2 separate regions of the Homo sapiens genome follow, and region 1 is linked to region 2. Evidence: read pairs that join two places in POLR2A ChIA-PET (ENCODE). Cell type or tissue: Panc1. All regions are shown on one strand. Region 1 overlaps FAF1 (Fas associated factor 1). Region 2 overlaps FAF1 (Fas associated factor 1).

Region 1 (5,000 bases), 100 kb before region 2:
ATGCAAAATATTCACTGCAGAGTACATTGAAATAAGTTGGTATTTATGAAAAAGAAAGTCATAGTGACAAAACCATAGACTGAGAGAAAAATCTTTGCAAATCACATTTCAAGTAAAAGACTTGTATCTAAAACACATAAAGAACTTTCAAAATACAAAAATAAAAGGACCCCAATTTTAAAATGGAGAAAAGATTTGCAGACACTTCATCAAAAGACACATAGACAGCAAATAAGCATGTCGAAAAATAAATGCTGTCTCATTAATCGTCAAGAAAATGCAAACTAAAACCACAGTGAGACACTACTACACACCTATTAGAATGTCTCAGTTTAAAAGACTAACCAGGCCAGGCGCAGTGGCTCACGCCTGTAATCTCAGCACTTTGGAAGGCCAAGGCAGGCGGATCACGAGGTCAGGTCAAGACCATCCTGGCTAATATGGTGAAACCCTGTCTCTACTAAAAATACAAAAATTTAGCTGGGCGTGGTGGCAGGCACCTGTAATCCCAGCTACTCGGGAGGCTGAGGCAGGAGAATGGCATGAACCCAAGAGGTGGAGACTGCAGTGAGCCGAGATTGCACCACTGCACTCCAGCCTGGGTGACAGAGCAAGACTCCGTCTCAAAAAAAAAAAAAAAGAAAAGACTAACTATACAAAATGTTGATGAGGATGTGGAGGCACTGGAACTCTCTTATACACTGCTGTTGGGAACGTAAAATGGTAAAACTACTTTGGAAAACACTTCGGCAGTTTGTTAGAAAGTTATGCATCTATCTACTGTATGTATGATCCAGTCATTCCAGTCTTAAGTAAGTAGTTACCCAAGACAAATGACCATATTACCATATGCCTATATAAAATGTGTACACAAATGTTCATAGCAGCTTTATTTGTAATAGCCAAAAACTAGGAAATAATCCAAATATCCATCAACAGGTGAACATTCAAAAAATTGTGAAAAATATAAACACTATAGAAAGCAGCAGTAGTGGCTTTTATTGTACAGAGCAGACAGGTGTGGTAACCTCTGTTGTAATGTAACTATTTATCATCATAAGATTTCAAAAAATAGGCATAATAAGCCCTTTATCAGTGGCTTTCACATCAACTTTAAGCCAATCATAACTGGGTTTGGAGAACTGAGTTCTCTAATAAAGACCAACTCTCAGTTAGAGACTCAAAGGAAGAGTGTGCTTAGAACTGAGTGACTTAGGGTCAGCAACACAAGGCAGACTCTTAAAACCCAAGAAGACAGCAAGGAAATGCAAGGTTACATGAGACTGCTCAGCCTCACTCCTAAAACAGGATATGGAGAGAAGAAACAATTTAGTGAGAACTGAAACTACCCATTCATAGCTTAGCCCGCTTGATTTTATTAGCAAAAATTATGATGGTCACATACAGGGTTGTATCAAAGACTGACAGTCTTTTCACTGGAGACTGGGGGCACATGAGCATTCCGAGTGAATTAGGTAAAAGTACAGTATTGGTTTCATTGACTGTTTGACAGGAACTAAGGTCAGGCAGTTGACTCACAAGTATAAATTGTATAACCATATCATAGTGCTCAGTGGCTGCTGGAGGCTGGACTTGCCGTATATGTCAGCAGCCTGTTTTAAGATCCAGGTTAGCTAATAATAAAGTGTTGGGGTCTGTTGGAATACTGTATTTTAGTATAGCTGAATATTCAAGCTTTCTTAGGTGTATGTGTGCATGATGGGCTACTCAGAAAGAAAAATACAATATATTGTATTTGAGCTATTTTGCTGTGTTTTTAAACTTTTTTTTTCTAATTTAAAGAAACAGGGTCTCACTCTGTCACTCAGGCTGCAGTGCAGTGGCATGACCATAGCTCACTGCAGTTTTAAACTCCTGGGCTCAAGTGATTTTTTTTTCCTGCCTCAGCCTCTGAGGAGCTTGGATTACAGGTGTGCACCACCATGTCAGGCTAATTATTCTAATTATTATATTAAAAATGTTTTTAGAGATGGGGTCTCGCTATGTTGTTCAGGCTGGTCTCAAACTCCTGGCCTCAAGCAGTCCTCCTGCTTTAGCCTCCTGAGTAGCTGGGATTACAGGTATGAGCCACTGCACCTTGCTCTTATTTTTAAAAAGGCAGTTATGCAAAATTTTTAAATATAAAGGTTAAATTATCCTATTAACACTGTTAATAATTGCTAAATGGTAGTTGTGCAATATTGCAAATACAGTAAATGCCACTGAATTGTATACACTACAGTGGTTAACTGTATCTTATGTAAATTCCATTTCCATAAAAAATTGTATAGATATTGTTAATGGGCCAGGTGCAGCAGCTCACACCTGTAATCTCAGCACTTTGGGAGGCAAAGGTAGAATTGCTTGAGGCTAAGAGTTTGAGAACAGCCTAGGCAACACAGCAAGACCCCTGACTCTACCAAAAATTTAAAACAATTAGCTGGGTGTAGTAGTGTGTGTCTGTAGTCCCAGCTATAGGAGCCTGAGGAGACTCACTTGGGCCCAAGAGTTTGAGGCTGCAGTGAGGTATGACTGCACCACTGCATTCCAGCCTGGGCAACAGAGTGATTCCCTGTCTCTTTAAAAAAAAAAAAAAAATTGCTAAAACCAAAACAAAAAAAAAAGTAACATGGTGGTATATCCATGTGGTGGAATACTATTCAGCAAGTAAAAGGAATGAATTATTGATATATGCAACAATGTGGAGAATCTCAAAATAATTACACTGAATGAAAGTAGCCAGACTAATGAGTATATACCATATGGTTTAATTTTTAATAAAATTCTAGAAAACGCAAACAAATCTATGCTGACAGAAAGTTCAGTGGATATGTGGGACTTGGCTTGACAGACAGAGACAGCAAAGAGGGATGACAAAGGTACAAGAGGAAGCCCTTGAGAGTGATAGTTCACTATTTTGATTGTGGTAAGGATTTCATGGGTGTATACATATGTCAAAACTTGTCAAATTATATACTTTACATAGGTGTGGTTTATTGTATATCAATTGTACCTCAATATACATTTAGAAAATAAATGATTAATACTGCAAAAAATTAATAGATGGATGACACAGTAGCTTGGACATAGGTAAAGGGAGAATTAATGAAATGTGAGTAATCTCAAGAAGTTATCTAAATTGCAACACAGAAAGATACAGAGAAATAAAATATGACAGAGAAGTTAAGAGATGTGGAAGATACAGTCAAGAGTATCCAATATGCATCTACTAGGAAGCCTAAAAGAAGAGAATACAGTGGATTAAGCAATACCTAAAGAGATCATGTTTTTGAATTTTCTAGTATAGATGAAAGACAAGTACCCAACATCAATTTCAATGAAACAGTAGCTTGGACATAGGTAAAGGGAGAATTAATGAAATGTGAGTAATCTCAAGAAATTATCTAAATTGCAACACAGAGATACAGAAAAATAAAATATGAAAGAGAAGTTAAGAGACATGGAAGACACAGTCAAGAGTATCTAATATGCATCTACTAGGAAGTCTAGAAGAGAATACAGTGGATGAACCATACCTAAAGAGATCATGTTTTTGAATTTTCTAGTATAGATGAAAGACAAGTACCCAACATCAATTTCAAATGGTAACACCCAGTTTTAAAGAAACTCCTAAACTGAATAAACAAATAAATTGGTTGTCCTCATCATAGTCAAGGACTAGATCACTGAAGCCACCTCACCTATAGAATACCAGCCCTGATTCTTAATGCTGCTGATCCAATGATAAGACCCTGGATGACTAGGTTATAGTAATAGAAATAGTACTTAGAACCTTGTTAACCAAAGTATGGTCCAAGGACAAGCAGTATTGAAATCAATTTGGAGCTTGTCACAAAAGGAGAATCTTGGGCCCCACACTTCAGAATAACTGCATCAGAAATATGAACTTTAATAAGACCTCCAGGTGACTCCTATCATATGCAGATTAAATTTTGAAAAGCACTGCTTGTAAGACTGTAGAAGTCTTCTGAGTGGGGGATCTTACTGATCTTATAGAAAGCAAGAATATTTTGATTAAGGTAATATATCTAACACTGCTGAAGAGTGGTTGGGATGTTATTTTTGCTTTCAGGAAAGACATGAATGGGGGAAGTTAATCCACACTGGGGGAGAAGAATGGTTAAATACCAGAACTGGGACCTAATCCTTTAGCAGCCAGTCAGGAGTTTGGAAGACAAGACCTGGGCTTTTGAACAGACACCTCACAATAGGTTCCCAAATGGACATGGAAATTCCTTACACAGGAACATGTTCACTGAGAGCATACATTCTGAGAAAGGCAATAGAGAGAGACAGCCAAACACCTATTCCTCTCCAAAATGGCAGCCTTGTTATGTGGTATATCCAGCTAAATGGTCTAGAGAATTTTGGGGGTGTGTGTATGTGAGTGTAACAAAGAGATGATATAATGGTCACTGATAAAAGCTGAATACTATGTTCTGTGGATACTTCTCTGGTCAGGATTCCTTCCTGAAAGGAGACAGATAAGACAATAGAAAAATGCTTACTTTCAATCACAGGTTAGTAAACTATGTATGGTCTTTGGGCCAAAACTGATTTGTGGCCTGTTTTTGTAAATAAAACTTTATTGAAACATGGCTATATTCATTCATTTGCATATTGTTTATGGCTGCTTTTGTGCTACAATGACAGAGTTAAGTAGCTGTGACAGAAAGTATATGGTCCCCAAGGCCAAAAATATTTACTATCTAGCCCTTTATAGAAAAACTTTGCTGACCTTTAAAATCAATATAAATGTTGGTTTCAGCCTTCTAAACTTTCAACTTTCACTAAGCAGGGAATAAAATCCTAATGGGATTTAAAGTTTAGAAAATCTAGGGAGAGCTTCAGGAAAAGGAAAGGTCAAATGGAAAGAGTAACTAATCTGTTCATTACAAAAAAATCAGAAGCTATAATTTAGTTCTGACACTAGTGTGAAAGATTTAAAGTCAAAGGTCTCAGAGCAGCCTTTACATGTG
Region 2 (5,000 bases):
CATGGTGGCGGGAGCCTGTACTCTCAGGCACTCGGGAGGCTGAGGCAGGAGAACTGTTTGAACCCGGGAGGCAGAGGTTGCAGTGAGCTGAGATTGAGCCGCTGCACTCCAGCCTGGGTGAGACTCAGTCTCAAACAATACATATATATTCATATATATATATATACACACACACACTATATATATTCATATACACACATATATTCATATATACACATATATATTCATATGTATACATATATTCATATATACATATATTCATATACATATGAATTAGTTCTTCAAAGTATTTTTTATTTTATAGCCAAATTTTAACCCTCCCCAAATACATGCTTGCAGTCTGTCTTTTTTTCTAATTATAAATGACAAAGAATAAGACATTTTAAGAGTATTGGAAGCTATAAAACCTGTTATGGGACCTTGGGTCAGTAACCAAGAGTCTTAACATCTCCTTTTGTAAAATATAGGTACGACCAACTAAATGGCCTCTCAGATCCCTTCTAGCCCTAATGGGCTATGATCTTCATACATCACTAAGGAGATTTGGTTATGTCACCTGCAGACTCCTTGCTCTGCATGTGACACACCCAGTAACACAAGTGAACGAGATTCAAACTACAGCTTTACTGTTTTTATCTTTTATTCACTCAGTTTGTAAAATACAATTCTCTTGTGTTTTAAGAAGAACAATTAATATGAGACATTTTTTAAAAACCATATCTCAAGCTTGTCATCGTCCTCACAAGACACTGATGTAATTTCATCCAGATTTGGGAATGCTACCGGATATTAGCACTGACTACACTGCACTGATGATCTTTTTAATCTGTGTATTTGTATGTCAAGATGTATCCAACTGTACACTTAAAAAATGTATGGTTTATTACAGGTCAATTATACTTCAATAAGGCAGTATTCAGTGCTATTAATATATGCATTTATATCCTCATATAAAGTATTGCTTTTTTTTTTTTTTTTTGAGACAGAGTCTCACTCTGCCACCCAGGCTGGAGTGCAGTGGTGTGATCTCAGCTCACTGCAACCTCCGTCTCCCAGGTTCAAACGATTCTCCTGCCTCAGCCTCCTGAGTACCTGGGACTACAGGTGCATGCCACCAAGTCCGGCTAATTTTTGTATTTTTGTAGAGATGGGGTTTCATCATGTTGCCCAGGCTGATCTTGAACTCCTCACCTCAAGTGATCTGCCCGCCTCGGCTTCCCAAAATGCTGGGATTACAGATAGGAGCCACCTCACCCAGCCTAAAGTATTGCTTTTTGACATATATATACATACACCCATGAAACCATTCCGTATTTTAAAAAGCAGTTGTATAATAACTGCTACTATTAAGAGCTCAGTATGTATTGTTATTACACAAAGTGCTTTACACGCACTACCCCACTTAATTCTCACAATAACTCTGCCAGGTAAGGATTATAATCCCCACTTTAGAGATGAGGTTACTAAATCTCACACAGAATAAGAAGGTTGCCCAAAGTCAAACAGGTACTGACTGGTGAACCAAAATTAAAACTCAGGCACTTTATCTCACAACCATTTAAAAAGTATCCAATCGAACAACTATTAAGGCTCTAAGATATCTTGTCTTACTATCTGATAACCAGTAATTACTTTCTTTGGCTTAATTAAAACAGCTACTCCTAGATACCATCCATTAGTCAGAAACTACATAGTAAGTGCTTAACATATGTCTACCATACATGACAACTCTGTAAATTAAAGACTATCGTGATTGTACAAATCATAAAACAACCTTAGAGTAGTGGAGTAACCTGTCCAAGATAAATCAGGTACCAGATGGCAAACCAGATTTAACTCCAAAAGCCATGGAGTTTTCTATTACATCACATTTCCAACGTAGATAAGGTTTTTTATAGTAAGGAGTCCTGAAGATGACTTCTAGAATACCCCTTTTAAATTTTCAGATGCTTACTGTTCAGCTAAATAGATTACTGAGGTAGTTTTAAACCGAACTGAGTCATGAGGCTAAAATTTCATTTACTGCCAACCAAAGCGCAACTCTAAAAAGCTTATTTTTATTCACAATCCGAGGTTTCTTCTGCCCTTCCCCCAGCCATTTTTTTTGTCACTTATGTGCTAGAAAAGTCACACAGAGCTTTAATTTGTGGCAGGTTGAAGCAAGCTTATCAAGAATGCTAGTTACCAAGTGTACATGCACTTGTCTGGACTAGCCCACTGCCACATTCTTGTAGCAGGGTTAAACAGCAGTTTAGTCACCTCATAAAAAAGCACACTGTTAAAAAGGAAGTGACTAATAATATTCTGGAACCAACAGAATATTAAAAGACATGTGCAGGTCAAGATCAATTATCAACAAAACTCCTGTGTAAATAGCTCAAAAAACTGTGTTCTCTGCCTGGCCTTGCTGCGTTATAGTCCTCAATTGATTTGGCAAGTTGGTAAAGTTTAATGAAATAAACACCAACAGTTACAAGTTCTCAGGCTTTTTGCTATGTACATAAACACAAACACTACCATGTAAGCAACCGGAGCTGGAAGAAACAAGGATGGCTGCTATACATGGCTTCATTTTACACACAAGATACTAGATTTGGAAGAGTCCTCAGAATTCATCAGTTGCTTGTATCCCAACCAGGAGATCTTGAAGCCTTAGCTGAGTCAAGTGCTACTGCCATATCTTCCACCACTCAGCATCTCCCTTGCCCCATTCCAAGCTAGTAATAAGAATTTCCAGAGAGAAGGTATCAGCAGCCTTCTCTTAAACTTCTATCAGTGATCCCACCATCCCCAACAGATTCCAAATGAAAGGCAGTTTCTCCTCACAAGATAAGGGTCTAATCCTCTCACTTAACAGGAAAAGAAACTGAGGTATAGAGAGGTAAAGTGTTTGTCCCAAGTCTCACATCTGCTTAATGATAGCACAAGCATGTTCTCTTCTTGACTCCTAATCTCGGTTTTTCTTTTTCTTCTTTTTTTGTTTTTTGAGACAGTCTTGCTTTGTTACCCAGACTGGAGTGCAGTGGTACAATCACGGCCGACTGCCACCTCGATCTCCCAGCATCAAGCAATCCTCCCACCTCAGCCTCCTGTGTGGCTGAGTCTGCAGGTGCATGCTGCCATGCCCAGCTAATTCTTTAATTTTTTGTAGAAATGAGGGTCTCCTTATTTTTTGTAGAGATGGAGTCTCATCATGTTGCCCAGGCTGGTCTTGAGCTCCTGGGCTCCCCCTTTTGGCCTCTCAAAGTGCTGGGATTACAGGTGTGAGCCACCACACCCAGCCAGCTATGTGTTTTTTAAAGATGTTACAGTTAATTGTAAAATACTAACAAATATCTTGATTTAATTATCTCATATTTTCTTTTTAAAAGCTTTTGGAAATATATATAGTAATTTTAAATGCTCCTGACTTACTTTTTTGGTTTCTTTCATTTAATCTGGTGGGACTCTCAAAATCAAGGAGAATCACCTGATGCTATTTTCCACATTATAATTACCCACTTTTATGCTTCCTTATACTGTCCCAACATTATCTTGAGATTTTGGCTATCAAACAGAGGTTGCTCAATATAAAAGGTTTTTTTGTTTGTTTGTTTTTTTAATCTTCTAGGGCATTTCATCCCCTAAAACCAGATTATGTCATAGCGAGATAAAGAGCTGCTCACTGTAACAGAATTAGCACAATTTCTAAATGGATATGCTTTTATAACTAAACACAGACATCAATATTCTTGTACTTCATTACTTATTGATTTTAGTGAGTACACTAGAAGAGGTTCTGAAGTATTTTACGTCATTAAAATACTTCTGAAGAGCATTAAGTTACACAATAAGAAATACAACCCAGACCAGCCTAACACTGTCTAATGGCATAGTCCCTCATACCTTTTTAGAGAGAATGGTCAACTTTACCTATATAAAAAAGTACTATCCTCAGGTAAGTAAGTGCTCAAGATGTTATTTGTAAGGCAACTTTAAACCAAAGTTATTTCAGCTCAATCAAGAACTCTGTTTCAAAGTCAACTTTTTTTTTTTTTCACAGAGGCCAATAATCCACACTGTGAATTAAAATAGCCCTTCTTTCACAGTTCCTATCACTACAGCTTTATGCCATTTAGTTGCTTATGAGCACCCTCTGGTGGAGGGCAGAAGAGGGAAAAGAACATATTAAACACATTGCCTATAACCAGTAAGAAGGGTGAGGGGGAAAGAGAGATCTGGAATATGTGCAGATTTCTCTTGACTCTGCTTTTCTTCCTCATATTATTTGATAATTTAGAACTATTTGTTGAATGTTATACTAACCATATAGTTACTCAGAGTTGATAACTTATTCAATAAATATTAAGTTATTATATGTCAGGCACTTGGATCCAAATAACCTGGCCTTGGAGCCAGGCTTTGATAACTAATGTCATTTCTCAGGAAAGCTGCTTATCTCAAAACATCTCAGTTTCCTTGTCTGAGAAATGGGAATAATATCTTTGTTGACAGCAATAAAGAGATAAGTGAAAAAATATGTAGCATAGTGGACTAGATTTTCAACTTTAAAAAAATAAAAATCACACACCACCTCATCTTTGTGTCCTTGCCAGAAGGATTATCATATAGGTGTTTTCAGTTGCAATGCCCAATTATTTTTAAGAATCTAAGCCTAGATGACAGAATTGGTATCATTTAAGTATTTTATATCAACTTATGTCAATTAAATTTAACTGTATTAGTATATGTTCTAAAACATATAACAACCAAATATATTATTCAGTCTTTTCCATACCAAAGATATCCAAATGATGCCGACCAATGTTAAAGAAAAATTTCTTCCTAAGTGAACAAATTTAAATTATAAAGAGAGAAGGGTTTCTTATCATTTCCCACATAACATTCTTGTGAGTGCCAACCTGTGGAGAGCATTTTTGTTTAGATATATTGTAGCTGTGAGAGTTGCTTTTTTTTTTTTTTTTTTTTTTTTTTTGAGACGGAGTTTCACTCTTGTTGCC

The links. Peaks named below come from ENCODE experiments on the same cell type or tissue, not always from the same donor. Only the 100,000 strongest peaks of a DNase experiment are listed, where the experiment ranks them.
Region 1: POLR2A ChIA-PET joins it to region 2 with 10 read pairs; 2 of 35 experiments call an interaction of 5 or more read pairs at or near these places.

What each region holds. Positions count from the first base shown.
Region 1 is chr1:50,501,036-50,506,035 of GRCh38, forward strand. All of the region lies in intron 15 of FAF1 (Fas associated factor 1), which reads right to left. Among named protein-coding and RNA genes, the nearest start is that of FAF1-AS1, 62 kb to the left of the region's middle. In Panc1, no CTCF peak of the experiment used is centred here; no DNase peak of the experiment used is centred here.
Region 2 is chr1:50,601,542-50,606,541 of GRCh38, forward strand. All of the region lies in intron 8 of FAF1 (Fas associated factor 1), which reads right to left. Among named protein-coding and RNA genes, the nearest start is that of FAF1-AS1, 160 kb to the left of the region's middle. RefSeq lists an enhancer at 1,805-3,004. In Panc1, CTCF peaks have their summits at 3,189 (motif pointing left), 4,152 (motif pointing left) and 4,384; DNase peaks (open chromatin) are centred at 2,480 and 4,120; H3K27ac peaks cover 1,465 bases.